Regions from separate parts of the Mus musculus genome. Here all the other regions are linked to region 1. Evidence: chromatin loops called from intact Hi-C (ENCODE). Cell type or tissue: heart. All regions are shown on one strand.

What was found. A loop is a pair of places that touch in the nucleus more often than their neighbours do. Peaks named below come from ENCODE experiments on the same cell type or tissue, not always from the same donor. Only the 100,000 strongest peaks of a DNase experiment are listed, where the experiment ranks them.
Region 2: it touches region 1 in a loop (8-fold over the local background); 37 of 42 quality-filtered maps call a loop at or near these places.
Region 3: it touches region 1 in a loop (2.3-fold over the local background); 13 of 42 quality-filtered maps call a loop at or near these places.
Region 4: a loop joins it to region 1, with 3.0 times the contacts of the local background. A loop is called at or near these places in 7 of 42 quality-filtered maps.
Region 5: it touches region 1 in a loop (4-fold over the local background); 6 of 42 quality-filtered maps call a loop at or near these places.
Region 6: it touches region 1 in a loop (6-fold over the local background); 21 of 42 quality-filtered maps call a loop at or near these places.
Region 7: a loop joins it to region 1, with 5 times the contacts of the local background. A loop is called at or near these places in 28 of 42 quality-filtered maps.

Annotation. Positions count from the first base shown.
Region 1 is chr14:65,147,838-65,151,837 of GRCm38, forward strand. It overlaps a transcript of Extl3 not described here. Among named protein-coding and RNA genes, the nearest start is that of Gm41177, 22 kb to the right of the region's middle. In heart, a CTCF peak has its summit at 2,362 (motif pointing left); a DNase peak (open chromatin) is centred at 2,174; H3K4me3 peaks cover 1,769 bases; H3K27ac peaks cover 1,253 bases.
Region 2 is chr14:65,024,644-65,028,643 of GRCm38, forward strand. It overlaps Ints9 (integrator complex subunit 9), which reads left to right. Exons shown (of 17, transcript NM_153414.5): 11 at 1,762-1,822. Among named protein-coding and RNA genes, the nearest start is that of Gm52118, 20 kb to the right of the region's middle. In heart, a CTCF peak has its summit at 1,713 (motif pointing right); a DNase peak (open chromatin) is centred at 1,708; H3K27ac peaks cover 24 bases.
Region 3 is chr14:64,762,665-64,766,664 of GRCm38, forward strand. It overlaps Kif13b (kinesin family member 13B), which reads left to right. Exons shown (of 40, transcript NM_001081177.2): 25 at 2,339-2,485; 26 at 3,047-3,076. Among named protein-coding and RNA genes, the nearest start is that of Gm26225, 11 kb to the left of the region's middle. In heart, a CTCF peak has its summit at 2,243; no DNase peak of the experiment used is centred here; H3K27ac peaks cover 283 bases.
Region 4 is chr14:64,863,740-64,867,739 of GRCm38, forward strand. All of the region lies in intron 4 of Hmbox1 (homeobox containing 1), which reads right to left. Among named protein-coding and RNA genes, the nearest start is that of Hmbox1, 84 kb to the right of the region's middle. In heart, a CTCF peak has its summit at 1,892 (motif pointing right); a DNase peak (open chromatin) is centred at 1,952.
Region 5 is chr14:64,874,126-64,878,125 of GRCm38, forward strand. All of the region lies in intron 4 of Hmbox1 (homeobox containing 1), which reads right to left. Among named protein-coding and RNA genes, the nearest start is that of Hmbox1, 74 kb to the right of the region's middle. In heart, a CTCF peak has its summit at 2,477 (motif pointing right); a DNase peak (open chromatin) is centred at 2,616.
Region 6 is chr14:65,095,992-65,099,991 of GRCm38, forward strand. Extl3 (exostosin-like glycosyltransferase 3) reads right to left here and starts at 2,115. Exons shown (of 7, transcript NM_018788.3): 1 at 2,006-2,115. Gm52119 (a long non-coding RNA gene) reads left to right here and starts at 3,379. Exons shown (of 3, transcript XR_003951142.1): 1 at 3,379-4,000. In heart, a CTCF peak has its summit at 2,121 (motif pointing left); DNase peaks (open chromatin) are centred at 1,600 and 2,170; H3K4me3 peaks cover 1,982 bases; H3K27ac peaks cover 3,082 bases.
Region 7 is chr14:65,067,715-65,071,714 of GRCm38, forward strand. The region is part of intron 3 of Extl3 (exostosin-like glycosyltransferase 3); the gene reads right to left. Among named protein-coding and RNA genes, the nearest start is that of Gm52118, 23 kb to the left of the region's middle. In heart, a CTCF peak has its summit at 1,746 (motif pointing right); DNase peaks (open chromatin) are centred at 1,747, 3,327 and 3,737; H3K27ac peaks cover 1,346 bases.

The sequences.
Region 1 (4,000 bases):
CTAAGGACCTTGTTCAAGTAGAGACATACATTATTTATCCTTTGGAATTGGCTCACATCACGCAGCATGGTATCTATCTTACTCTTCATCTGTCTGGGTTCTCGAATTTCCTTCCTTGCCCACTGTGATTTTGTTATAGCTTGACCCTGATTGCCAGACACCCTTAATACTTATGTCTGGTGTCAGCTTTTCCAGATGTCTTCTCCCACCCCTGCAACTAACAGATGAGACATAAAGCCCTGTCACTGTGGCCTGGCCCATCACCACACCGCCCATCCCCATGGCAAATATATGCTGCAGTACCACACTGTCTGGGTTGATATACCTTCCTAGGTTAGCTCCAGATGCTGACGTTTAAATTATCTCTGCATTTCCAGCCCTAGCACCATAGGATGTCTACTGAACAGGATCTGTGTATGAATAACTAGGGTGGTGTTCTGTCATTACAAAACAGACTGGAACAATCCCCGAGTAATGAAGTCACTCAGAATAACCATTAAGGTAGGTTCCTGCTTTACAAAGATTTAGAACCCAAACTGTTAGTCAACTCCTCTCCTTGAGTAGAGGTAATTCAGTAACCATTTAGAAGCATTGGGGGCGGGGGAGGCTGGGCATGGTGACACCCACACTTTTAACCCCAGCACTTGGGAGGCAGAGGCAGGTGGATCTCTGTGAGTTTGAGGCCAGGCTATCTAGTGAGTTTCTGGAAAGCCAGGACTACATAGAGAGACACTCTCTCAAAAGAAGAAATGAATACTTAAAAAAAAAAAAAAGACTTTTTTGTTGTTGTTGTTTTGATCATCAAGTCAAGAATTCTAGCAACCAAGAAAAGGAATGTGTGTTAGTTATTTACATTTTAGGTTTGGAAGACACAGTGAAGATGGTTTTCATATTTCAGCCTTCTTGGTGGCAGAAATGTCTGAGAACCAAGTTTGCCTGATTTACCGCCCACAGCCTCCCACCAAGAGACTCATTTGCTGGTTAGGATTGTGTTCACCTGGATTATCACCTTTTCGATATAGTTTTTCTAATTATAAACATTACTAAGCAATAAGAAATTTCTTAGAGTTTAAGTAAAAGCAAATCAACTGGCTTATGAAAATGGATGTGTAACAGGATAAAACAAGCCTTTCAATTACAATTTATGGAGCTGGAGGGATGGGTCGGGGGTTAAGAGCACATTTTATTCTAAGAGAGGATGGGAGTTCTAGAAGTCCCTAGCATACCCACAGCGACTCACTACCATCCCTAACTGTAGGGATCCGATTTCCTCTGCTGGCCTTCAGGCACACACACAGTGAATGTACATACATACACGCAGGCTCATACACAAGGAAAAAAACTAAAACATGATTGGAAACAGGGGTCTGAGGAAGAACCTTAATGGGCATTTCGACCTGAAGCCTCCAAGTTGTGACATTCCCAAGGAAACAGAAAATAAGAAAGGAGACTTACAGGACTAAGTCCAAGAGGAGTAGGAACAGGCTGAGGGGGCAGACACGCTCAAGTCCAAACCGCCAGGCATTTCAGTGCTTCCTAGCTACCGAACCGTACTTTTTGCAAAGTTCTAACTATGAACTCGAAAACTAAGACACTCCGGATCAATGAGGGGCTGGGCCCCCCAGGGGCCATCCTGAGTGGCATTCAGGGCTTCTGGGACATCAGGGCCTCAGCGGCTCAGCTCAAGGGACAGCACCTTCTGAGGAGTGGCAGCTGCCACTCATCCCTGCCCGCAGTGCGCGCCCTCGAATCCACGGTTCTAATTTCCCACCAGCCACCTGCGCCCGAGAGTCACGTCCATTCCCACGAGAGGGACAGCTTGGAGCTGAACAAAACACCACAATGGATCCCAGACGCCCCGAGTTGGTGTCCCGAGACCTTGGAAATGCAAAGAAAACTACAGATCCCGCAGTCACGCCCGCACCGCTCCAGGACATCCCGCCCTCAAGATATGAACCTCCAGAGCCCCTACCTCGCCACAACACCGGGAGCCGAGGTCTGCAACACCCATGGACCTCCACATTCGCAGAACTCTTGGTCCGGCCCCGCCCCCGACAGTAGACCACGCCCCTCCATGCCTTTATCAGCTAGGCCCCGCCCCGAAGTCCAGGTCCCGCCCCCACAGCCAAGTCCCACCCCGCAAACTCGCCCAAACCCTCTCAATAGACCACGCCCCATAATATAGGCCCCGCCCAAACGTTCAGGTCGCACCCTTGATGGGGATGCCCCGCTCCGCAGTTTGAGGTTCTGCCGCACAGGCGCAGCAGCAACTCTGACTGGCCCGCCTACCTTGCTTGAAGCCCGGTGCATTGTGGGACACTCAGGCCAATGTCGGGCCTGTGCTGACCCCTGGCGGGCGCTTCTGTAACGGCAGCCGGAGTGCAGCTGCGGGCTCGGACCCTGGGGACCTGGGCTGGTTGCCAGTTGTTCATTAAAATATCTAAATAAAATGGAAACCTGTAAATCAACTGGAGCCCCTTCCCTCCGAGAAACACAAACGAAAACTAAAACACCGACGGCAATAGAAAATCTACTGAAACCAGAGAAAAACAGTTGAAAACGAGAAGTGATGTCAAGATGACAAAGAAGCGTGTAGTATCTACCCAGTGAAAGCACAGATCAGCCGAGTCCTAGACACTTATGAAATGCTATTGCAATGGGGCACAAAAAATTAAAAGCGCCCAGGATAGCCATTTAATATGCCTTACATTTCTCTTTCTTTTCCTTCCTTCCTTCCTTCCTTCCTTCCTTCCTTCCTTTTTCCTGGCTTTTTGAAAAGGGTCTTTATGTACCCTAAGCCAGTCTTGAACTACCCTCTGCCTCAGTCTCTCAAAGTCCTGGGATTCCAGGAGCATAGCGCTATATCCACCCATCCTTTAATGTATTATTAAATAATTTCTAAATGTTTCTAGAATGTTGGAACTAGTTCTAATTTCCTACGGCACAGCAGGATTTCAGTTTCCCCACACAGTGGGGTTTTGTTGTTTGTTTTGTTTTGAAACAAGGTCTCGGTCTCTCAGTCTCTCTCTCTCTCTCTCTCTCTCTCTCTCTCTCTCTCTCTCTCTCTCTCTCTCTCTCTCTCTCTCTCTCCATAGCCTGCCTGCCTCTGCCTCTAAGGGCTGGGATCAAAGGCATGTACCACCAGGCCCAGGTCATCTCAGTGATTTAAGATACCAATACACAAAAAAGTCTCTGAGGTCTTAGAGAACCGTAACAATTAGCTTGTCTGCAAATCATGGCAGAGTATCAGAAGGAAACTATTTCTTTGGGAGTGTGTTAGCTTGGTAGACTTCTCAAAGAGCTCAGACAGGAGCACACTCCAGAGGCCAGCAGTCTATGAGTAGAGACTCACCCCAGCAAAGTGGGCTCCAGTGCTGAAAGCTGAGAGGGAGGAATCTGTGCCCACCCCTCTTCCTGGGCTTACAGACAACATCTTCCTGGTTACAGTGGTTCCCACTGACATGCCTGCATCCCTGCTTATAGGACCAGTCATCTTTGGTAAGGGGTTTGCTCTGTTCCAACATACTCTCATCCTAAACAAACTGAGTCTACAATGACCCAACTTAAATCAGATTTCCTCTGTGGTATCGGGGGTGTAAAACTTCAACACATAAAGGGAGAGAGAATGACGACGCAACCCAAAACTGGGAGTAAACACTGGAAACTCACAGCATAATCTTAGGAAATTCCTATAAAAACAAATGGATGGCAGAAAGGCTGTAATATTATAATACATACATATACACATATATGTATATGCATATATATATGTAATATTATGTATGTATATAAGCAAATAATATTAATATAATTTAAGCACAGTAAGACCAAACTAATTGCTCTCTTCTTCCTGCCTGTAACACCTTCCTTGCCTTTCAAGATAAGCCTGGCACTGTGGTTGAGCTAAGCTAGCCCTAGAGACTTGGGAAACCTGCACAGTGTGTATTTGATGTGCCCGGACACTGTCCAAATGCCTGGTCTGGGGGAAGGGCCCATTTCT
Region 2 (4,000 bases), 120 kb before region 1:
ATCTGCAAGTGGTCCTGTGGTCCCTTCTGCATTGCCCTCTACTGTTCAGGGTACAGTACTAAGCTCTCAGATTTCTCCCTCCTGAACCTGAAATGCAGACACAGCTAGTGTCCAAGAGCTAGTATCCATTTAGATGTGCAGGTGATTCTCTGAAGGTGTCTGCCATGTTTTTACCTTCTCCCAAAAAGAGATTTTTACAGAAAGGTGAAAGCGCTGGAAATATGGCTCAGCAGTTAAGAACACCGACTGCTCTTCCAAAGGTTCTGAGTTCAATTCCCAGCAACCACATGGTGGCTCACAACCATCTGTAATGGCTCACAACCATCTGTAATGGGATCCGATGACCTCTTCTGGTGTGACTGAAGACAGCTACAGTGTACTCACATACATAAAATAAAAATAAATCTTTAAAAAAATAATAATGAAAGGTGAAAGAAAACTATAGATAGAAAAAAAATAAATACATTTTGGGGACTTAGTCTAAATTCTCACCTCTGAACCTATTGTTTTTACAGTACTTTGACAGGGTCCTTAAAAGAGAGTTCCCAAGCTAGGCATGGTGGTGCACACTTTAATCCCAGCACTCAGGAGGCAGAGGCAGGTGGATCTCTGAGTTTGAGGCCAGCCTGGTCTACAGAGTGAGTCCCAGGACAGTGAAGGAGAGAGAGAAAGAGACAGACAGACAGACAGACAGAGACAGACAGTCAGAGCCCATCGGCTGGCCAGTTGTTGAGCTTTCTGGTCTTGTTTGTCACATTGCAGTTTCCGAGGCTCCTCTGTAGCTTTTGTTTTGAGCAAAGTCTCTCTAGGTATGTAACCCAGTCTGGCCTCAAACTCTAATCCTCCCATCTCAGTTCCCTACAACTGGTGTGAGTAGTGCTACTGTAATGGAGAGGGCGTGGGCGGCAGCAAGAAGCCATGTCTCAGAAAGGCACTAAACATAACATGGTGTCTCAGACTGGATCCTGAAACAGGAAAAGGACCAAGAGTGGAAAGCAGCCCAGATCCAAATCAAGTCTGGGACACAGTGCCAAGGCAGAGTTCTTGTCTAACATGCACAAAGCAAAACTCAAAACAGTTATAAAAATGGTAGCTCCAAAACCTGAGTGTCTAGTGTACAGCCCCTGCGCGGCTGCCCGGTCTCTGCACGGGCACTGCTGCATGGGCTCACACACCGCTTCTTTGAAGCAGGGTTCGTGTTGCTGAGGCTGGCTTCAACTCACTATGTAGCTGAGGCTAGCTCTGAACTCTGGATTTTCCTTCCCCCAGGGTTCTAACTGCTGAGATTGCAAGCATACACCACTACCCCTGCTCTCTTATTACTTCTTAGTTCTTGTTCTCTTTTCTGAAGATTTACTTATTTTCATTTTATGTGTGTGTGTTCAGCTTGCATGACTGTCTGTGTAACACATGCGCAGTGCACAGCCTGCAGAGGCTGAAGAGGGCCTACCATCCCTTGGGACTGGATTATTTTAAACAAGTAGGGGTTTTTTGTTGTTAGTTTGGTTTGGTTCGGTTTGGTTTGGTTTTGGTTTTGGGGTTTTTTTTGTTTGTTTGTTTTGTTTTGTTTTTGTTTTTGTTTTCATAAAAGCTGTACTTACCTGAAACAGCATCCTGCATGAGCCAGGCCCAGCTTTTATTCAGAGTCAATGCCAGAGTGAAAGCTTTAAAAAACTGGAGTGTTTAGTGTTTGTGCTGCTGCCACTAGGTGGCAGTAGACGCCCAGTACACTGCCTAACACCTGTGTCTTCCTCTTTAAAGGCTTTGTCACAACAAACAGAGTAAAGTTTACCTCCCAGAACCACCTTTCCCACATGCAGAGGTAAGAAAATACCAAAAGGGCCCAAACGAAATGTGGGTGGTGGTGTGACATAGGATAGTGGCAGTCTTCATGCCTAAAACAGCCCTAGGTAGAGCCAGGTAGAGTGGCAAACGCCTGTAAACCCAGCACTGCGGGAGCAGACAGGTGTGAGTTCCAGGCCAGCCTGGGATCCAGCAACACTAAGTCTTAAACTATACATGCGCATGCGCGTGCGCGCACACACACACACACACACACACACACACACGCTGTGAAAGGGGCTGAGTAAGGTACAGACCTTTAATCCCAGCACTGGGGAGGCAGAGACAGGCCAGCCTGGTTTACAAAGTGAATTCCAGGCCAGTCAGGTTTACACAGCAAGACTATAATTCAAAAAAATAAATAAATAGAAAGGTTGAAAAGTACTCCAGCACACAATTCATTTAATTAATTTGCTCCCTCTAATAAACACATCGTATTACCATAAGTCTGGGCAGTTCACAGCCCTCCTGTTATAGCTTATTCCGGGGAATTTTATTCTGATATCTACTCCCACCTTCCATAGGAGCAAATCTATTACCAAATGTTCTCTCTAAGGGCTGGAGAAATGCTCAGTAGTTAAAATTAAAAGCACTGGATACTTTTCCAGAGGACCCAGGTTCAATTCCCACCACCACGTGGTGGCTCACAAGCATCTGTAAACTCCAGTTCCGGGAGATCTGACTCAATATATACAGGCAAAAATACACACATTAAATAAAAGTAAACATTCTCTTTAAAATGTTCCTTCTAGACATGTCAATCATATATGTAAAATTTATTTAATTTTCAAATTATTTATATATATATGTCCATATATGTGTGCATCAGTTACCAACCTTAATCCTCCCCCCCCCCCCCACCTTGGTTTTTTGAGATAAGTTTTTTTGTTTTTGGTTTGTTTTGGTTTTGGTTTTGGTTTTGGTTTTTGAGACAGGGTTTCTCTGTGTAGCCCTGGCTGTCCTGGAACTCACTGTGTAGACCAGGCTGGCCTCCAACTCAGAAATCCGCCTGCCTCTGCCTCCCGAGTGCTGGGATTAAAGGCGTGCGCCACCACGCCCCACCACGCCAAGCTGAGATAAGTTATCCTACAGAAGCTGGACCTTATTAATTCAGCCAGGCTGGCTGGCTTTCAGGCCTCAGAAATCCTCCTGACTGCACATCCCCAGGACTGGGCACACATAGGCACACCAGCTTTTCATGTGGGTGCTGAGGGCCCAAACTCAGGTCCTTACAGCAAGCACTTTACCAACTGTGTATTCCCTGGACCATATGGGAAGTCCTGTCCTTATAGACCTGCTGGGTGTGTCTGTGCCTCTGTTTGATCCCCATCAGTGGTTTGCATCTCACTCGCTTTCCTCTGGGTGACTCGTGGTATTATTACTGTGTTATTGCGGCCAGTCATCAGTCCTATATCACAGATACACAACAGTGACTTAATTCACTCTTAATAGTTCTCCTGTTATTGGACAGGTTATTCCTTGATTTTTGTTAAAAGAATTCTCGGCTGATATCTCCATTTCAGAAACAGCAGTGTCCGACACAGCTATAAACACACTTGGTGCCTCTGTTCTGTATACCATAATACACGAGAATATTGCCGAAAATGCACAAGAACTCTGGATGATGCCCCTACTGTGTACTCAAAGGCCCATCCAGAGTTATGTGGGCTTTGTGGTGCAACCTCTGCCTCCACTCCATTGTCTTTCCCAGAATGCCAATGTTCAACCAACGTAGTGTGCAGCCTCTTCATATTCTCATCTTTTGCTTAGTAATGCATTCATCTCCATCTTCTCATAGCTTCTTCAGCACTGAATTCATAGTCCATAGTCTTATCTTGATGTGCCAGTTTATCCGTTTACCAACTGCAGGACATGTTAGTTGTTTTCAAGTGTTGACAGTTGTAAGCAAACTGCTGTACATGTGGATCTTAAGCTATCAGCTCCTTTGAGTTAAATATCAAAGGAGCATGATTACTGGGTCCTCTGGTAAGTGTATATATACAACAACAAAGTCTTCCACAGTGGCTGTGCCATTTCTCATCCCACCAGCAAGGAGGGAGAGAGTCCTCTGTACTACACTCTGGCCAGCATTTGGTGTGGTGGGTCTAACATCGGCCATTGTACTGGATAAGGAGCAGCGTCTGCTGCTGTGGTTGGC
Region 3 (4,000 bases), 390 kb before region 1:
ATTCTCAGCTACAGTATTATGCAGAGACATGGCACTGTAGGGAGACACAGACGAATTTCTGAGGGTGAAGATCTTTCCCTAGGCGTTTTCCTTGGCGGCCTTAGGAAGTCATCTTAGGAAGCCAGGCTCGGTGCCTTTTCTGAAGCTTACTGTCAGCTGGATGTGTCAGTGTCAGTTGTACCTCAGACCCTTGACGGAGAGTGTCCAGAGATGCCAGGAAGGCTTCAGCGAAGGACGAGCATCCTCACCTCAGTGCTGAGAAAGACACTCCAGCTTGGTAAAGGGTTCCTCTCTCAGGTGACAGCGTAAGGACTCAAGGTGGGGCTCTGCTTGAGCGAAGGCCCTTGTAGGAGGGAAGTGAGATGATAGAGGCTGTCACAGAAGCAGGGTAAGGGATGTTTGTAACCATGGTGAGATGCTGCAGGAACAGAGGGGACCACAATAGCAGGAATGGGATTCAGAGTAGTGGCTGAGAGAATGTCCCAATGTGTTCTCTGAGACAGTAAGCCTTCCTCTGTCTTCCATATTATGTTTCAAATATTCAGGATAGGCTAAAGAGACAGAAGGCAGCTACCTGAAATGATGAAGTGGCCTTAGACTTAATAAAGTGGGTAAAGGTGCTTGCCACATAAGCCTGAAGACCCACATTCAGTCTCTGGGACCCTAGTGAAGATGAAAGGTGAGAAGTGACTGTAAAGTTGTCATCTGACCTGCAGTGTGGACCATGGCATGTTCACCCTCATATGCACACACACAAGGGTAATAATAATAACAATGAAATAAAACATGTTTACTGAGTGACTTTTCCCATAAAATATCAGATGCATACTCCTTGGAAATGTTCAGATCAGTGACTGTCCATCAGATGTTGTTAGTCCGAGCCTGTGGCTGCTTGAGTGGATGTTCCTGGCTGTGCAAAACTCTTGGGAGCTTAATTTCTAGATGAGAGGAAAAGTAATTGACTTAAAATTGGATGTTTAAGTTCTGTTGCTTAGATGCTCTTCTCTGTTCCTACCATGCTTGGGGATACCAGGAACCCTTCCCAGTGTCTGCCTAAGTGTGCGGAGTCACAGGGCTTGTTCTGGACACCCAAGCAGGGTCAGTTCTGATCACATTTGCAGCTTGATTTCTTTAATTCTGTGAAAAGGGCATTGTATACAGGTCAGTTCTTATCTTTTTTGTTATTTGTTTGTATTGATTGATTGATTGATTGATTGATTGATTGTTTCAGGATAGGGTTTCTCTTTGTATCCCTGGCTGATCTGGACTTGCTCTGTAGATCAGGCTGGCCTAGAATGCACAGAAATTTGCCTGTCTCTGCCTCCCTAGGGATGGGATGAAAGGTGTGCATCACTACTGCCTGGCAGTTCTTATCTTTAAAATAAGACTGAATCCCAACTTTGGTACCCTGTGCTTTAACATATGTAGGCTGCAAGTGTTTTTCTGCACCAGTTGCTTAGTGACAGCTATAGGACATCACACTTTAAACAGTTGTTCACATTCCATATAGGTCTACTACCTTGTTCTTCATGGCACTTCAGAGTACTTATCCATGTACTTGATTGTCCAGTTGCTGGGGCAAAGGTGACTTACAGTTTAGCCCTTGACCAAGCTTGGCCAGTTTAAATCCCTGTCCCACAGGATTGACATTATTTGTTTCATAACCATGATCTCTGTTGGAAGTAACTTCTCACTTAGTAGGTTGAAATAAAAGCTCTCATGGTTGCCTTGTCTGGAAGTTGCCCTTTTTCAGTCTAGGTCTCATTAGGTAGCCCCAGAACTCTATGCAGCCCAGGATAACCTCAAGCATGGAGATCTCCCTGCCAATTTCTGGAGTACTAAAGTTACAGTGTGAACCACCACACCTGGCTCAGTTCAACACTTTTTATTAGACACTGTTTGCATTTCCTTTGCTTGTAAGTTTTCATTTACCTGGTGTTTTGTCACATACCAGCACCAGAATTTTCCAGGCTGAGCCAGGAGGATTGCCTTGAATTCAAAATTAGGCCAGTGTAGGTAGGCCAGAGCTACATAGCTACATAGCAAAGCTATATAGCAAGCCCCTATTGTTCATTAAAATAATTTTCTTTTAGTTTCTAGTTATTTAGGAATTATAGAAAAATATGCTCATTTTGATTTTCTGTCTATTTGAAAGAAAATTCATTTTCCTGACTAGGTTAGAATGTATGCTTTAGTACTTAACAGTTATGAGGTAGATGAAAGCCAATTGCATTTTTCTATATCAGCCTATAGGGGTCTCTCTAAACCAGAGTTTTGAAACTCATGAAGCTGATTTTGTGTGTGTTTGTGTATATGTTCCCAAATCTCTGTGCTGCAGGGGCAGTCTCGGCGAGTTCAAGTTGAAGTGAAGTCTGTGCAGGAGTCAGGAACTTTACCACTGATGGAAGAGTGCATATTGTCAGTTGGCATTGGGTGTGTGAAAGTTAGGCCACTCCGGTCCCCTAAGATCCACGAGAATGTCCATGTAAGTTTCTGGGCCTGCTCTGTGCTTTTTGAAAGGCAACAGCAGAGCAGAATCGTTTGAGACTGCCACCCCTGCCCCACCATTGGTGTCTCCTTCAGTGCACTGTCTTGACAAGAGCACCTGTACTAGGCTGTTACTATGCTTTGTCCTGTTGTGTGGTGAACTGAGAGTTAAAACCTCTCAGCCTGGCAAACCACCAAGCCTAGCAGTGATTAACTTCCTCCCATGGCCCACCCCTCTAAAGAACCCCCACTGGCTGGTAAAGACTCTTTGCCAGCGGGTGTTTGATTTCCCCTGGAGTAGGGGGTGGTAAGCCCAGCAGGGAGATCATTGTACTGAGTCTGAAAAGGTCAGGGGAGCCTCTTCACTCCCCCCTAGAAGCTCCAAGTCTTACCAGCTTCGACATGGGATGGCTGGTAAGGCTGGGTGGGAGGCCAAGGTGTGATGTATCAATTAGACAAGAAGACAGGAACTGGGGGAGAACATAGTGGTTGTGGTTGGAGGCCTGATGTGGGGGTAAATAATTGTTTTGGTTCTACATAATACGTTGTTTTCTTTTAGGAGGAAGAGGAGGACATGGACAGCTACCAGGTAATTGAGCACCTGTTGGCCTCATCAAATCAGCTTGATTCAAGTACTTAATTACACAGGCCAGGATCTTTCTGCACTGCTACTTGATAATTAAACAATTCTGCTTTTCCCAAAAAGTCAAACAAAGTATGGAAAGGCTGTGTATTGTAGGGGTTCATGGGCTAGGATTAGGACACCCTGTGACAAAGTCCTTTCTTAATCAGGGACACTGCATTGGCCTATTTACAAAGCCACCTCCCAGCTACCTTGCCTGGGATTCCCTTGAGCTGAGTCACCCATGGGCTTAGGGAATATATGGGTGTGTGCGCGCACATGCACGTGCACATCTATTTCTGCGTCTTACATGTGTGAGACTAGGTCACCCTGAATGCCCCCTTCCTTGAGCTGTCCATTAGTTTTGGAGGTTTTGTTTCTCTGTCGTTTCTTTTCCTAATGTGCCAGATTTTGTTTATGTCTGTGAAGTTGCATCTTGTTGTCATCATTTAGAACTGCCCAGGCTCTTTGGAGCCTGATTATGTCATCTGCTGTAGTCACTCTCCTGGCTTTGCATCATCCTAATTTGATAGAAATGTCTGCTTTCCTATAAGTCACTGATTAAAAGAAAAAAAGGCAAGAGAAAAACCTCACCATATCAGCTGGGTTGAACTCAGAGTATGAACTAAGAGAATGGAGCCTTCTTTTAAACAGACATTATCCCATTCATCACTGCTTTCTGGATGTGGTATTTGAGGTCCCTGTGATTGCACTTAGAGGAGATGCACAGCACGTTTTCTCCATCTTGTCCACAGGAATGTCATAGGCTATTTGGTTAAATGTGCTGTTGAAATCCAGACACTGACATCTGCAGCATTCCTCTGAACCACCAGCCCCTAACCATGTTACTAAAGGAAGTGAAGTCAGACTGGCGTGCTGGCAGGTGCTGAC
Region 4 (4,000 bases), 280 kb before region 1:
CTCATGTTAGAACACAGTGCCCATCAGCCATGAGAGCTGTACATGCTGTGTTGCAGGTAGCAAAGCCCATCCAGAGGACATCAAGTTACAGCATATTCCCATAGCAGAAACTGGCATGCTTTAAATGTTTTCTTTGTTTTGTTATATTGTTTATTTTTTGAGAAAAGGTTTCTCTGTGTAACCCTGGCTTTCTTGGAACTTATGATGTAGACCAGGCTGGCCTTGAACTCAGAGATCCAACTGCCTCTGCCTCCTGAGTACTGGAACTAAAGATGTGTGCCACCACAGCTTGACTAAATTTAATATGTTTTAAAAGCTACAAAACTCTCAAAACTAATCTAACAACAATAACTCAGTAATACTTAGTATTAGCAAGAACATGGAATTCACACATAGCAGGGCTATTTCCAGAAGCAAATGGACAGGATCCATAAACACTGAACTTGAGGTATACATACCACAGGAGTGCGTGATTACCCAGCACACACATACTCAAAAGACATGCACAAGAAGCTTCAGAAATGAGCATTACCCAGAGAATTCCCTGGTTCCAAAACTTAAATGGCCATCAAATGCAGAATGCATATATTATGGTATCTGTGTCTTCTACTGCAGACTGCCATAGCAACAGGAAGAGGATAAACTAGTAGTATATGTACAGTATATGGGCAGACCTCACAGAAACAACGCTGCTTCCCTAAAGCCAAAAACATACAAAAGCCATACACTACACTATACATCAGGATGTAAATCAGCATACTGGTACCCATGCAGGAAAAAGGTCAAGGATGATGGTTTATGTAGTGGCCAGTGATGTTCTTTACTGATACGGAAGGTGGTAATGTGGATATCTATACTTTATGAAAGTCATTGAGTTGTCACCTACTATACATATTTAAAAAGGTCCCCACAAATTTTTTAAAACTCAAAGATTATATATATTTAATACTATATATTTAATTAACATATGTTAATATGGGAAGATGCCCTTGATACATAAAGTATATGCTTTTATGAATATAACTTTATATGCCCTGTATTACATTTATATCTAAATATATCAAAAGCTTACAGATGCACACTATAAATGTAAATTTTCCCTACATTTCTACCACTAAAACTTTCTCAATCTTTCTATAAATGTTTTAATGCCTGGCTTTTGACACTGAATATTTTAGTTTCTGTTCGTTCTTTTAGAAACAGTGCAATTAAAGTAAATGAAGACTTATAAAAAGAAGTCCACTTCTGCTTTTTGTCTGCAATTTTACTCTGAGGTAAGCATGTGACGGACTTAAAAATGTCACACACATTTCTCTCTGTATAATAATGAATGCAATGAAACAAAGGGAGGAGCAGGCAATACAGGCTGTCTTCCTGACTCACCTTGGATTCGGACAATAAATGCAGAAAATGAACCAGTTAACCAAGCCATTTCCAGAAGAGGCATTGCAAAACAGTTGAATAAACAGCAAATGTCACACTCAGAAATGACTTTCCTCTAGGGTCCTTGACCCACAATCGCGGCTGCTCTGGGAGCTCTGTGGGACTTGACATTCAGGTCCTCGAAGCTTCTCTGCACTGTCTGCCAGCTCTGCTACTTCCCTTGGGAGAAAATTCCAGATAGTCTCTTCCCTGCTGTGGAAGAAATTCTTGGGAAAAGTTTCAGATCTTCAAAAACCTCTTTTCTACCTCTTGTAGGGCAGAAGCAAAGGCAAAGTTTCATATAATTTACATACACCGACTAAAACTAAGCCCTGCTTAATTTCTTTCCAGTGAGAAAGTAAGCCCCTTATATCCAAAGTGGTTGGAGGTAGTCTTTAGCTGGCATCCATAATGTCTTGTGAACGTCAGCTTTACTGACTCCTCTCTGGAGTTTACACACCACGCTTCCTCCACTAGAGGGCTCTCAACTAGAACCCAGCCTTCTAAATCTCAACACTGGACTCTGGATTCCTCTCCATGTTTTGTTTCCTGCCACAACCTACTGGCTCTTCACCTTGGAATGAGGGACACAGCCCCTCCAGAGCATGATCATTTTGGCTCCAGGTGCTATGTTAGCTTTCTACTCATTAGTGGCCACTGGGATTCCATATTTAAGCCTCTTTCTTTGATCATCGTAATTATCAACAATGATTTAAAATGTCATGTAAATGCAAGAGACTCTCAGGGCACAGCCTGTTCTTGGAAACCACTGGCTAGGCAACTTTAATGAGAATTTCTCATAGACCAACACAGTAAGCCTAATCCATTATCCTCCCCCCTCATCTGCTCATCTTCCTATAGGAGTTAGCTCAGCTTAACCTCTCACCCACTCCCTCCCCTAAAGCTTGCATTTTTACCAAAGCTCTTTCTTCTAGTCATCACTCCCCTGTTCAGCCTCTTTTACCTGAACAACCGTAACGACTCTGATGGCCCCAACAGGCCATCTCAGAACTACAAAATACAAAATCCTTATGAACGTTCAGCAATTTTCAAAGTCCTTTAGCAATTTTCTACCTCAATCAGAGCTATGTTTAGATATGTTTTGTTATATTTGAGCCAGAGTCTCACTAGATAGCCCTGGCTGGCCTGGAAGTCACTATGTGCCTCAAGCTTGTCTCCCACACTTAAGCTTCCTATTTTAGTGCTTTTGAGTGCCACATTATAATTATATTCTAATTATATATTCTCTATAAAAATTCAAGTATGTTGAACACACATAAGAAAATACTTTTTTTCCACCACTTTCTTATTTATTACCTTAGAATCATTCTTGTTTGTTTGGTATGGATGCATAAGACCTTCCCAATACATGTAACACATAAACTTTTAAAGAGCATACACATAGTAAGAGACTGACTTTCTCCACCATGCACAATGTTCATCCAATTCCTCTCTTAACCCAGGAGACAGCAACCTCAGGAGACCTCTAGCTCTGTCTTGTGCTGTTTGCTCCATGGCAGGCATGTCTCACTCTGTAGCCTGAGCTGGCTTTGAACGCTTGCTGCTCCTTCTCCCTCAGCCTCCTGAGTGCTGGGGTTAGAGCTGAGTCATTGGACCAGCTTCACGGTGACTTTTTATTGACTATTCTTTTTACATTTTCTGTTGTGTGTATGAATGATGTATGTCCACACGTGTGTGTGCCTGATGTCCATGGAGGCTGGAAGAGGGAGTTAGATTTAGTTTTTAAGCTAAAGCTTAACTGACCTGGCAAAGCTGCTTCTGCATTTCTGATGTATATTGTCTGGAATACTAGAGGCTTATGTTTCAAGATGCTAATAAATTCTGGGATAAAATTTTATGCAGCAACAGATGAGGAAGCCACACACACTCACTCGCTCTGGGACCTCTGTCTTTACTGTAATCTTCACATTAACTTCTGATTTTTAGTTTCACTTTCATTTGGTCCTGACCCAGAGTCTCCACCACAACTTACTCAGGGCTAGGTTTAAATGGATTCAAGATTTTCTCATTCCCCAATTTTCTGACTTTGAAGCCCTATATATTTGTTGTAAACTGAGGTATATTCTACAAAGGTTTATTCTCATATGTATACAATGAGTTTTGAAAAATGTGCATGTGTGTGATCATGGTATGACTCAAAATATAGTTCTCTTCCTGCCCTTTCTTGGTTCTGATTTCAGTCTATACATAATTTTTGCATTTTCAGCTTAATTCTTGTTGGCACTATCTCACATGGAGTTCTTCTTACTAGTTCAAGTTGACTGGTGCTGGGTTAGCCAGGCCTTATCCACTTGAGGGTCTGTATCCGTTACATATTTGGAGGACAATACATTTACAGAGATAAATTGGGGTCACTGTTCCTTCAGGATCTGTGCAGCTGCAGTAAAGTGAGTGGGAAGGGCACAGCAAGAATCTCTACCGATGGCATGCCTCTGTGAAAGGAAAGCAAGACAACTTCTATAAAGGCACTGACAAGTATGCTCTCAAAGTCACCCTTTTCAAGGCTGTGCAAACTATCAAGGGCTCACCATGCAGCACCTACACGGCAGCTCTCGAT
Region 5 (4,000 bases), 270 kb before region 1:
TAGGGACAAGCCTGTCTACTCTCTCCATATTTATTCAATATAAATACTTGAAGTTCCAGTGAGAGCAATAAAACAACCAGAGGGGGTCAAAGAATATAAATCAGAAAGGAAGAAATCAAGGTATTGTTATTTGCAGATGATATGATAGTATGTAATAAAAGACCCAAATAATTCTACCAGGGAACTCCTACAGCTGATAAACACCTTCAGTACAGTGGTTTCAGATTAAATAAACAAGCAGACAAATCAGTAGCCTTCCTATATACAAATGGACTGAGAAAGAAATCAAGGAAACAACACCCTTTACAATAGCTACAAGTAATATAAAATACCTTGGGGTAACTCCTAATCAATCAAGTGAAAGACTTGTATGATAAAAACTTACAAGCCTCTGAAGAAAAAAATTGAGGAAGATATCAGAAGATGGAAAAATCTCCCATGCTCATAGATGAGTAGAATTAACATAATAAAAATGGACATCCTACTAAAAGCAATCAACAGATTAAACATAAGCATCTAAATTCCATCACACTTCTTTATAGACTTTGAAAGGACAATTCTCATCTTCATAAGGAAAAACAAAAAGCCAAGGATTAAAACAATCCTCAACAATAAAAGAACTTCTGGTTATATTCATTTCAAGCCGTTATTACAGAGACATAGTAATAAAAACCAAATGGTATTGGCATAAAAACAGACACATTGACCAATGGACTTGAATAGAAGACCCAGTAATAAACCCACATACCTATGGACACCTGATTTTTAATTTAAAAAAAAAAGCCAGAAATACAAAATGGAAAAAAGAAAACATCTTCAACAAACAGTGCTGGTATAGCTGGATGTTGACTGTATAAGAATGCAAATAGAACCATATTTATCACACTGCTCAAAATTCAAGTCCAAGTGGATCAAAGACCTCAATATAACACTAGACACACTGAGCCAATACAAGAGAAAAGTGGGAAATAATAGTTTTGAACACACTGGCACAGGAGACAACTTCTTAAACAGAACACCAATAAAACAGGCATGAAGATCAACAATTAATAAATGGGACCTCATGAAACTGAAAAGCTTGTGTAAGACAAATGACACCATCAATAGGGCAAAATGGCAGCCTACAGAAAGGGAAAAGATTTTCACCATCCACATCTGATAGAAGGCTAATATACAAAATTATAAATAACTCAGCTGGCCGTGGTGGCACATATTTTTTATCCTAGCACTGTGGAGGCACAAACAGTTGAGTTTGAAGCCAGCCTGGCCTGCTACTTGAGTTCCAGGATAGTCAGGACTACACAGAAAAACCCTGTCTGAAGAACAAAACAAAACTAACCAAAAAGAACTCTGGGAACTAGACATCAACTAACAAAATAATCCAATTAAAAAATAGGGTACAGGACTTAACAAAGAATTCTCAATAAAGGAATTGTGAATGGCTGAAACTGCTTAAAAGAAATGTTCAACATCCTTAGCCATCAGGAAAATGCAAATCAAAACTACTTTGAGATTCCATCTTACACCTGTCAGAATGTCTAAGATCAATAACACACGTGACAGCTCATGCTGGTGAGGATGTGGAGCAAGGGGAACACTCCTCCATTGCTGGTGAAGTGCAAATTTGTAAAGCCACTATGGAAATCAATGTGCCAGTTCCTCCAGAAAATGAGAATCAATCTATTTCAAGATCCAGCTATGCTACTTTTGGGCAGTTACCCAAAGGATGCTCCATCATACCACAAGGACATTTGCTCAACTATGTTCACAGTGGGTTTATTTATAATAGCCAAAAATTAGAAACAGCATAGATGTCCCTAAACTGAAGAACTAATGAAGAAAATGTAAAAATATTACTCATCAGTTAAAAAGAAATGACAACATGAAATTTACAGGCAAATGGATGGAATTAGAAGAAATTATCCTGAGTGAGGTAACTCAGATCCAGAAAGACAAACATGGTTTGTGCTTATTTATAAGAGGATATTAGCTGGTAAATAATGGATAATCATGCTACAATCTACAGACCCAGAGAGGCTAAGTAACAGGGAAGGCTCAAGGGGGTAAACATGGATCTCCTGAGAAGAGGAAATAGAATAGATTTTGCAGGTGGACTAGGGGAAAGCCAGAATGGAAATAGGAAGGATCAAGTGTGAGGGTAAAGGAAGAGAGCATGGGAGAGAAAACTGGAAAAGGAAGGCATTTGCAGGGTAATGTAGAAACCTAGTGCAATTGAAACCCTCTGTAATATACAAGGTGGTCCCTGACAAGGACTCCTACTAATGGAGGACATAGAGCCTGAACATCGTTTATAAGCAGGCAAGGCTTCCAGTGGTGGGACTAGGATACCAACCTAGCCACAAAACCTTCGACCTACAATCTGTCCTGTTCACAAAATGTGCTAGGGCAGTGATGGAGCAGAACATGTAGGAGTGTCTAACCAATGACTGGTCTAATTTGAGGCCCATGCCACAAGAGGGAGCCCAAGCCTGACACTGCCTGGATAACCAGCAACCAAAAGTTGCATAACCCAGAGACCTGAGTAGAACCAAATGCAGTGCGGGTATGGGGTTGTCTATGAAATGATCCCTAATGATGGTCTGCTATACTCATAGACTGGTGCCAAGTCCACTCATCATCAGCTGAAGGGCCGTCCACAGAGATTCACAGCTAGATATTAGGTGAAGAGACAGCCCAGGTTGGAGGTCTTCATTAGGTCACTCCTCTTAGAGCTTAAGGGAAGTCACAGTGAGAGCTTAAGGGAAGTCACAGTGAGAGCCAGTGGGGTCAAGAGCACAGGAGAGGATAACCCAAAAGAATGAACTAAGCAGGGCTCATAGAGACAGAATTGGCAATTGTGGAACCAGCATGGGTCTACATGAAGTCTTCTCCATCTAGGTTATGGTGGTTGGCTTGGTGTTTTTGAGGGTGGACTCCTGACAATGAGAGTGGGGGATAGCTCTGACTATTTTGCCTGATCGTAGAACCCTTTTTCTCCTACTGGGTTGCCTTGCCACCTTGGTTTGTGCCTGGTCTTACTATATCTTGTTGTGCTGTGTTCAGCTGATGTCCCTCAGAGGCTTGCTTTTTTCTAGGGAGATGGGTGTGCGGGTGGATTTGGGGGAAAGGGAAGGTCCAGGGGAATGGGAGGAATTATGGGAGGGGAAACTCCATGCAACAAAAACCTAATGAGAACTGAAGGGAGAAACTCATAAAACTAACACACCACTTGTAGGTACCCCACTTTCCAGAAATAAAATAGTTAGAGAACAGTAAGGAAACAACACATGCACAGGAAGCAAAGCCGAGCAAACGTTCTACCCAGCACATGCAGAAAACGTGTCACTCTCATGTTTACCAAGGTGACATTTACTCTACTTTAGAGAATGACATGTCCCTCAGTCCTCAAACTACAGAGAAGTGTACATGGAACACTCTCCAGAAAAGGTGACACTATTTCCAGAAGGAATAAACAGATTATTTCTCCAGTTGCTATGGGATCAGTGGCATCTGGAGGCAGCAGTGGTGGAGTGCATGCCTAAAATGTAGAAGCTACTGAGTTAAATGAGAAAAAGAAAACAGCAGAGAAAAACCCTGGGAAACCCAACAACACAGAGAAATTAAACAATACTTTCCTAGCCAATGAGCCAAGGAAGAAATTATAAAATAACTTTGAGATGTAAGAAAAAAGCCATATCATAAACTTTCACAATGGAGAGGCCAAGGCAGTGCTTTGACAGAAGCTTGCAGGTGCAAGTACGCCTTCAGCTAGACACACAAGCCAAAAGAAAAAGAACTCACTGGTGAGGCTGGGGCTCATCTCTGCAGACATAAAAAGGGCCATGAGGAAATCTTGTGAACAGTGGTATCTCAACCAAATCTGTAATCAAGGTGAAGTGAACAAAAGTCTAGGAGAAAAAACCTAAATTACCAACTATTTCCAACTCAAGCCATGAAAGCGGTGCTGCCCATAACCAGACCAGATGAAGGTACTGAGAGC
Region 6 (4,000 bases), 52 kb before region 1:
GCAGCCTTGGTTCTTAGTCCTTGCTTCACACTGAACTATGTACAGAGACAATTAGAGCCTCACCGGGACTCCATCTGGTGAGACACTCTTATTTCTAATACCTTATTTTACTTTAAACAATACCTTTAACCCCTCTCCAGCTACCACCAAAGCAAAGGCTGTAGCTCAATGGTAGAGGGCGTGCCGTACAGCATGTGGGAAGCCCTGGGTTCCACAGGTAAAGAAGCAAACCAACTCAGTCACTCAACTGACAGGCCCTGCTTCACTCCTTCCCCACCTCTCACTGACCTTTCCCACTAGGCTAGAGATCATGGCTTATAGCAGGCTGGCCTGGAACTCCTGGTGAGCCTCTTGCCTGCCTACACACCCCACACCCTGGTCTAGCGCCTTCACACAGCACAGCGTTTTCCAACCTGCACACTTCCTTCTGAAAGCTACTAGCCTATTTTAGACCTCCCCCTCTCTTCTAGAGTCCATTTTTCTCTCCCACCTGGTTACTGAGGTCTTTTACTCTCACAGGCAAAAAACAAAGCTCTCAGACCTAATCACTAAGAGATTCCAACAGACACCAGGTACTTAATAATGGTTTTTTCTTCTAGAAAGTGAGGATGAGAATAAACACACACACACACACACACACACACACACACACACACAAAGCTTTTTGTTAGTTCTACCTTCACCTTTGGTGTCCAAACTGGTGTCTCAAGGATTCTGAAGATGCTAGGTCTGGATTTGGTGGCTCCAGCTTTATAATCCCAACACTGCAGAGGCTGAAGCAACAGGCTCACCAAGAACTCCAGGTCAGCCTGGGCTACAGCGTGACCCTATCTCCAACAACCAAACAAAACAAAACACCCACACACAATTCTTAATAGCCACAATTCTAGGTCTCCTCCAGAAAGCATTCAGACTAACGTCAACTCTTCAGGCTCTTCAGGCTCTCCACGGGCAAAGATCTGGAAATCCTCACAGGAAATAGATATGTTTAACACACCAAGTAAGAGTTTAAGAAAGTGGTTTTTCTTTCATTACGATTTATATAAAAGTCCTCTGCTGGAATAAGCTGTTGAGAAAGTCTAGTTTCACTCAAGATTATCAATGCCCCAGGGAAGAACCACCATCCCAGACTCTACAGAGAGTTATAGTCATTGAGTCAGAGGGGAAAGCTAACTGTTGAGCAATAGACAGGAACCTCCAAGCCTGCTTGGATGGATGGATGGATGGATGGATGGGAAGGGAGGGAGGGTAGAAGAGAGAGGGTCAAGAAGTCCAGCCTTGAAATGCCAGACTCTCCAAGTGGAACAAGAACAAGACAAAAGTGAAGAACCGCTTACTGCCACCTCTTAAATCACATATTGACTTTCCTCTTCCCCAAAAGAAGAGGATCTATTAAAGGCCTTGAGAATTTAAAGAGCAGCGATCCAGGCTGGAGGCTGACACCCATCGACTTTCAGTGGGCTCAGGGCCGTGGATATCTCAACAGAGGCTAAGCAGCTGCTCACTATGGACTAGGGCAAACACTCGGTGCTGCCCAGCTTCTCGGGCTCTGACATGGGGCTGTCGCCAACAGAACAGTCACTCCATGTGGGGCGTCACGGGGACCCCCAATCCCTCAGCTGTGGCACACCCAGGCCCCGGGAGGACACAGAGCACAGCAACACCTGGACCCCTGGCAGGAAGTGGCCACCTGGAGAGAAGAGCCCGACGGGCAGCGGCGCGCAGCTGTGCCGAGGAGAAGCGGCCAGATGTGGGAGTGATCGCGGGGAGCTGAAGGCTGCGCTTCCACGGGAGATGTTCCCGTGGGCCGCTAGTGCCCGGCCCCAGCGGAGCGAGGCCCCCGCGCGGGGCAGGCCTACCCGGCTGCGCCGCCGCCGCAGCTCCCAGGCACCGCCGCTCGTGCCCCCGCCCGCCACAGCCGCAAGCTCAAGGCTGCCCGGTGCTTCCCACCAGCCTTTCCAGCCCTGCCCGGGTCCTCGGGCTTCCATGCCGCCCGGACTCCTACCGGCTTCCAGTCAGTAACGAGCCACCGCCGTTGCCTGCGTGAAAGTCCGCTTCCCACAAGCCGCTCTGGCCGCCGGCTGCGCGCCTCCCAGGCCGCGCCGGATCCTCCACTCCCCCTGCCGGCCGGATCCTCCACTCCCCCTGCCGGCCGGCGGCCATTTCCGACCCGCGCCGGCGGAACTTGCCGAAGATGGGCCGGAAACGGCCGAACCTGCGTCTGCCGAGCGAGAGGAAAGCGCAGAGACATTCGTGACTTTCCGGACGCGTCCGAAGGCACAGGCGGAGGGGGGCGGTGGGCTCTGCCCTCCTGGATCCCAGGCGCAGGCTGGGTGCCAGTGATTGTGAGAAGGGCCAGGAGCCTGGAGAAGAGGCCCCATTAATCTGGGTAACCCTCAACCTAAAAATAAGCCCATGCCCAAATGTGGTACCCCGTGCTAGCAATGACCCACAGTTCTGAAACACTTTTAAATATTTAGCTGCAAATAAAGGGCGGGGCTGAGTAGATGCTTAGGGGGAAAAAAAATCCCCGGCTTTGCAAAACAGATTAATCAACCTTGCAAGTTATGGACTAAAAGGAGTATCTTTTAAATACTTTAAAGCCAGGCTCTGTGGTTTGGGAATTGGGAAGACCCTTCTACTACAGAGAGAATATAGAGAGAAGGGGGGGCAGGGGCAGGGAGGGCTCAGAGGAGGCAGAGAGAGACCGGGGGGGGGGGGGGGGGGAGGAGGAGAAGGGAAGGAAAGAGGGAGGAGATAGGATCAATTTTAAAAGTAGCACGAGTTAATTTAGAAAACAGTTCAAACTCATCTATTAAAATTAACAATTGTAGTATAGTTTAAAGTCAGATTGCTTCTCCGTATTTATTTGAGTCCCCCAAAACAAGGCTATTGCCCCAGGGCTTCCTCCACAGAGTCCAGACACACCCAGCTAGGTTAGCTCATTTCCATCCCTGTGCTTGGGTGGTCTGTTACTTTAAGGAGAACTGCACCCCAGAGATGGTTTCACAGCTGCTGACCCTTCCACCTGCCCTTCTTGGGAGCACCCAGACCCAGTGCTCAGGACAGGGAGGCTGAGAAAACAGGATTCCACTCCCACGGCAGACTGAGTTAACCATTCCCTTTGCAAAACAAAACATTTTTAAAACCCTGACAGTTGATTTTCTGGAGCAGTCTCCTCATCTCCTGATCTCTCCACCCATCTCCAAGTCAGGCTCCGCTCTTTCCCTCATCTATCCTATTTTACTCTCTTGTAACTATGATAAAACACCACGACCAAAAGCAACTTGGGGAGGAAAGGGTTTATTAGGCGTACACATCCCAGTCACAGTTTATTATTGAAAGAAGCTGAAGCATAAACTTTAAAGCAGGGCAGGGCCCTTGGAGGCAGAAATTGAAACAGAGGCCTTGAAGTTAGGCTGTTCACTGGCTCGTTTCCCATGGCTGGCTCAGTTTTCTTTTTTTCTTTTTTTTTTTTTTTTCTTTTTTACACTAGAGACCACCTGCCCAAGGGTGGCTCTGTGCATAATAGGCTGGGTCTGCCCCAGACTTGCCCACAGGCCAATCTGATAGACGAGTTTCTCCCTTCCCCCCTTCCCTCCTCCCTCTCTCCACTTGGGGGAGAACATTTTGAGGTCTCCCTCTACATGGCTATTTTGGAACTCACTATGTAGACCCGGCTGGCCTGAAACTCACAAAGATCTGCCTGCCTCTGCTGGGATTAAAGGCACGTGCTACCCACCCATACCTGAGGTTCCCTCTTCTCAGAAGATCCTAGCTTGTGTCAAGTTGACAACAACTAACCATCGAACCATCCTTCCTCCTTCCCTTTCTGGGGACATGTAACGCTCCTCTCTCCCACTGATGAGCGCAGGAGGTAGAAATTGACTAGACAAGGCTGGGGCGCAGGGAGTGATCGGCCTTTTCTTGGCTAAAGGCTGGAAATAGGTCAAAGATGCCACAAGTGCCTAAGCCAAGTGCCACCAGGCTGGAGAGGCCA
Region 7 (4,000 bases), 80 kb before region 1:
TCAGGAGGAGGTCATCCTCTGTGCAGGGGAGATGGTGTCGTGGAAGTGAGAGGGACCATTCCCTGTGAGATCTTCTTTGCTTTCTCAGAGTAAAAATAATATTTCCTCATTAGTTGGACTAATAGCTGAGGCACTGTGGTTTGAGGGAGATGTCCCCATAGGTCTGGCTCCCACTTGGTGGCTGTCTGGGAAGTTTAGGAGGCATGCCTACCGGAGGATATGTACCAATGGTGAGAGCTTTAAGAATTCTGGCTTGGGTCACTCTGAGTTTACTCTTTGCTTCCTGCTGTGGGCCAGTATGTGAGCGGTTAGCCCCAGCTGCCATGCCCGCTGTCTCACTTCCCTGTGGAGGCATGACAGTGCCTTGTCCCTCTGGAACCATAAGCCCAAACAAACCTTTCACTCTGTAAGCTGCCTCAGTGTCTGGCAACAACAACAACAACAAAAAGCTGCTAATACCGTGCTGTGAACAAAGGGAGCTATCACACTCCCTATGACACCACTGAGACTCATGATTTTCCTTGAGGGGAGGGCTATGAAGAGAATACCTGCTCCCACATCAGCATGACTTTGGAGGCAGTCTCAATTGGAACTGGCTAAAGTCCTGCTCTTCACATTCCCAGGCCCCTGTCTGCTAAACTCCTGCCAACTTTGCAAATGTCTTCAACCCAAAGTCACCATTGAAAAATGTATTATTAATCCCTGTTCCATCACAGAAAATGATGTCAATTACAAATGTATGTGAAGTAACAGATTAGCTGGAGGGCTGCTTTAGACATGCCTCAGATCCACAGCTGTTCCAGCCCCATCAACACCAAGAAGGATCTATGCTATTCCAGGTGGCAGAGCCCAGCAACAGATTCAAAAACTTACCTTGTCCCAAGAATATTTAACCAAGGAAGGAAGGAAGGAAGGAAGGAAGGAAAGAAAGAAGGAAAGAAGGAAAGCAGGCAGGCGCAAGCGCAAAGAAAGAAAGAAGCAAAACAAAACAAAAAAGCCTGGGTTTGTAGCCAAGGTCTCCGAAGCCCAGATTCAGTGGTAACAAAACAGAGGCCAAGTTCTGGTCAGGAAAAAGACTGGCCATTTACCAGGCAGAGAATGTCAAACTAGGTTAAAGGAAAGCAAAGGAGAGAGTACTAGAGGGAGAGAACAGAGCACACAAGGTACTGCTAGGTGGTAGAAGGCTCACTTAGAGTGTAAGGTCCTGGATTGTGTCCTCAGCAACATCAACAGGGATGGATGGACGGACAGATGGACACACACACAGCTAGGAAGGGAGCCACCAAGCCCTTATTTTCAGCAGCTTTTGCTCCCCAGTGAGTGAGAAGATGGCCATAAGTAGCAAGCCCCAAAGGCAAGTTTAGTGATGGTAAAAATCCTACCCCTTTAAATGCGCCCAGTTTCAGAGAAGTTATCAGGTAAGATTGTGTGGCCACCTGAGACATGATGGGACAGGGTGACGGCTCACTCAAATGGCCCGTCTTTCATTCATTCTCCCAGCATCCCTTGTGTTCACCCATAGCACTGTATTCAGGCAGTTCTGCAAACACAGCCCCTCCTCGCCCCAGCAGTTATATAGAGAAATTCAATTTCCCAGGCTTCTCTTTAAGATTACCAGTTCTGTGAATTCATTTCCAGCAAGATTATCAACAGAGCCTGAGAGACTCAGCCAAGCTGCAAACTGCGAGGACATTCCCTGGATCTCCAAGCCACCAACCAAAGCCGCACTTCCCAAGAGCCCCAGCAGATGGCTCTGTACCAGTACAAAGAAAGCAGCATGGCTGTGGAGCCTATCAGAAAAGCTGTGCAAATTTCACCCGATTTTCATTGACAGTGTGAACCTGGTGGTTCCTCGGCTGAAAGCTAAATAAACTGCATTTCACAGGCGCCAAATTACGGGCCTCCTTGTTCTCCCCCACGCCACCACTTGAGACAGTTCTCTACATTATCCTGGCTGTTCTGGAGCTCACTATGTAGACCAGGCTGGCCTCTACTCACAGAGATCCTCCTGCCTCACCCTCCAGCTGCTGGGATTAAAAGGTATATGCCAGCACAGCTGGCTCCCTCCTTATTCTTTAAAAGACCTGACTAGGCTAGACCAGAAAGCCAGGAATCAAATAGCAGACAAGCTCTGGACTGGATTCACAAGCAAGTTTGTGCATAAGTTCACTGAAGTCCATCCCTGAGATGACTGTCAAGAAGCCTAAGAGGGAAGATGGGGGAAGAGCTCTGATTCGGAAGCCAAATGCGGAGGCTTCAACCTTCAGCCCAGCACAGGGGAGGTGGGAGCAGGAGGAATCTAGGTGCTCAACTCAGCAGCCAACCATTGCGGGGTTTCAGCAACAAAATCCTGACAGAGACTTAGTCATTCCTAAACGCACTGTACACAGCTCTGCACTGGTCTCTAGGAGTTTGCGAAAAGCATGGCAAATGTCAAAGACACGAGTCAACCGAAAGGAACTTAAAAAACATGCCCATTTTTGTTGGGGTTTTGTTTCAAATTACAACAGTACTGTCCTCCACCCCAGCCCCCAGGAGTGGCTGTTTCTTTACATTGTGCCAGGAAGGTATACGGACGTACTTTGTGTTACACTTTGGTAACTCAGAAGACTAGCTTTCAAATTACTGCTTCAATTAGGAGGCTGGCATCGACCAGAAGGAATGGTACATATACTGCCTGCCTCCAAGATGTCCAACGCACATCAAATAACCACGCGGATGAGTAAGTAGGTAAGCAGAACCAGGAAGCAGTGGGCTCTGCTATCCCAAACATTCAACGCAATGGGGAGTGCTTAGGAATGACAGGGCTAAGTCAGGAGGCCCCTTAGTATTTGCTCCGATTTATTTTTTCCTCTTGCTGCGCTGTTCAGGCAGGCCCTGAACTCAGTGTGTAGCCCAGGCTGGCCTTTAACATGCAGTCTTCCTGCTTCACCTATGTAGCCCAGGCTGGCTACATAGGCTTGCAGTTCTCCTGGCTCTACCTCTGGATGCTGAGATACGATACAAGTGTATAGTGTATGTACCACAACATCTGACCCCTAGCCTTGCTTTCTAATGCGGAGAGCATCTCTTGGCCTACATCAGTCATGTTGGAGGAACTCACAGGAACACTGGCTTGCTTCACACAGCACATTCCCAGGTCAGCTGGCCTTCTGTCACCATCCTTCAGAGAAGCCCAGACTCCTGTCACATCCTTCTTCGTAGCACAGGGCAGTGGCCAGGACAGCAATCCAGACCTAGCACTTCACACCATTAAGTTCACACTGGCTCAGCCCAGCCTAACATCCTCCAGCCTCTAACAATGCCTCGAGCATAGCACACTTCCGTAGCCAGCCTTGTCATCACACAGGCACCAGACGGAAACAGCGGCTACTTCCTCTGACTTAAAGCAGACCACAGAGCTCAGGAATGAAGAGCTTGAGGCCTAGGAAGCCGCATCTATCTATGAGTTTCTAACACATGAGCACCAACATCAAAGAGCTTGGGGGGTGGTGCGGGAAGGGAGTCGCCTACTCTGTGAACAAGGGGGAGGGGCCAAGAACAATCAAGGGGGTGGGAGTTGAGAGTAACACCATGAACTCATTTTCATTCATAACTATGAGGCTAACATGCACAGAAAAAGTGCCTGTCTTAACTTATGAGGCACGTCTATTTGAAGTTTTAAAAGCAGTGCTGATGAAGCCTGTGAAAACATTACTCAGACAGCACAAAGCAGAGGGCAGCCTCCAGGGAGAAGATGCACACAGAGACCGCCGCGCTCAGCACCGCTGAGAAACCGCTGAGACACCGCTGAGACAGCTCACAAACGGGGCTTGGCAGGCACCCCTGTCCCAGTCTGCCGAACTCGGGACCAGCTGGATTACAAATGGCAAGTTCCAGCCCTAACAGCAAGCCTCTGCCTTCCACACAGCGCCACTGCCTAAAGCCACTGCATCTTTAAACTGGCACGGCCTCTTCCAGCTTTCCTCACACTTTGCACAGTTACTTTACAATCCTAGTT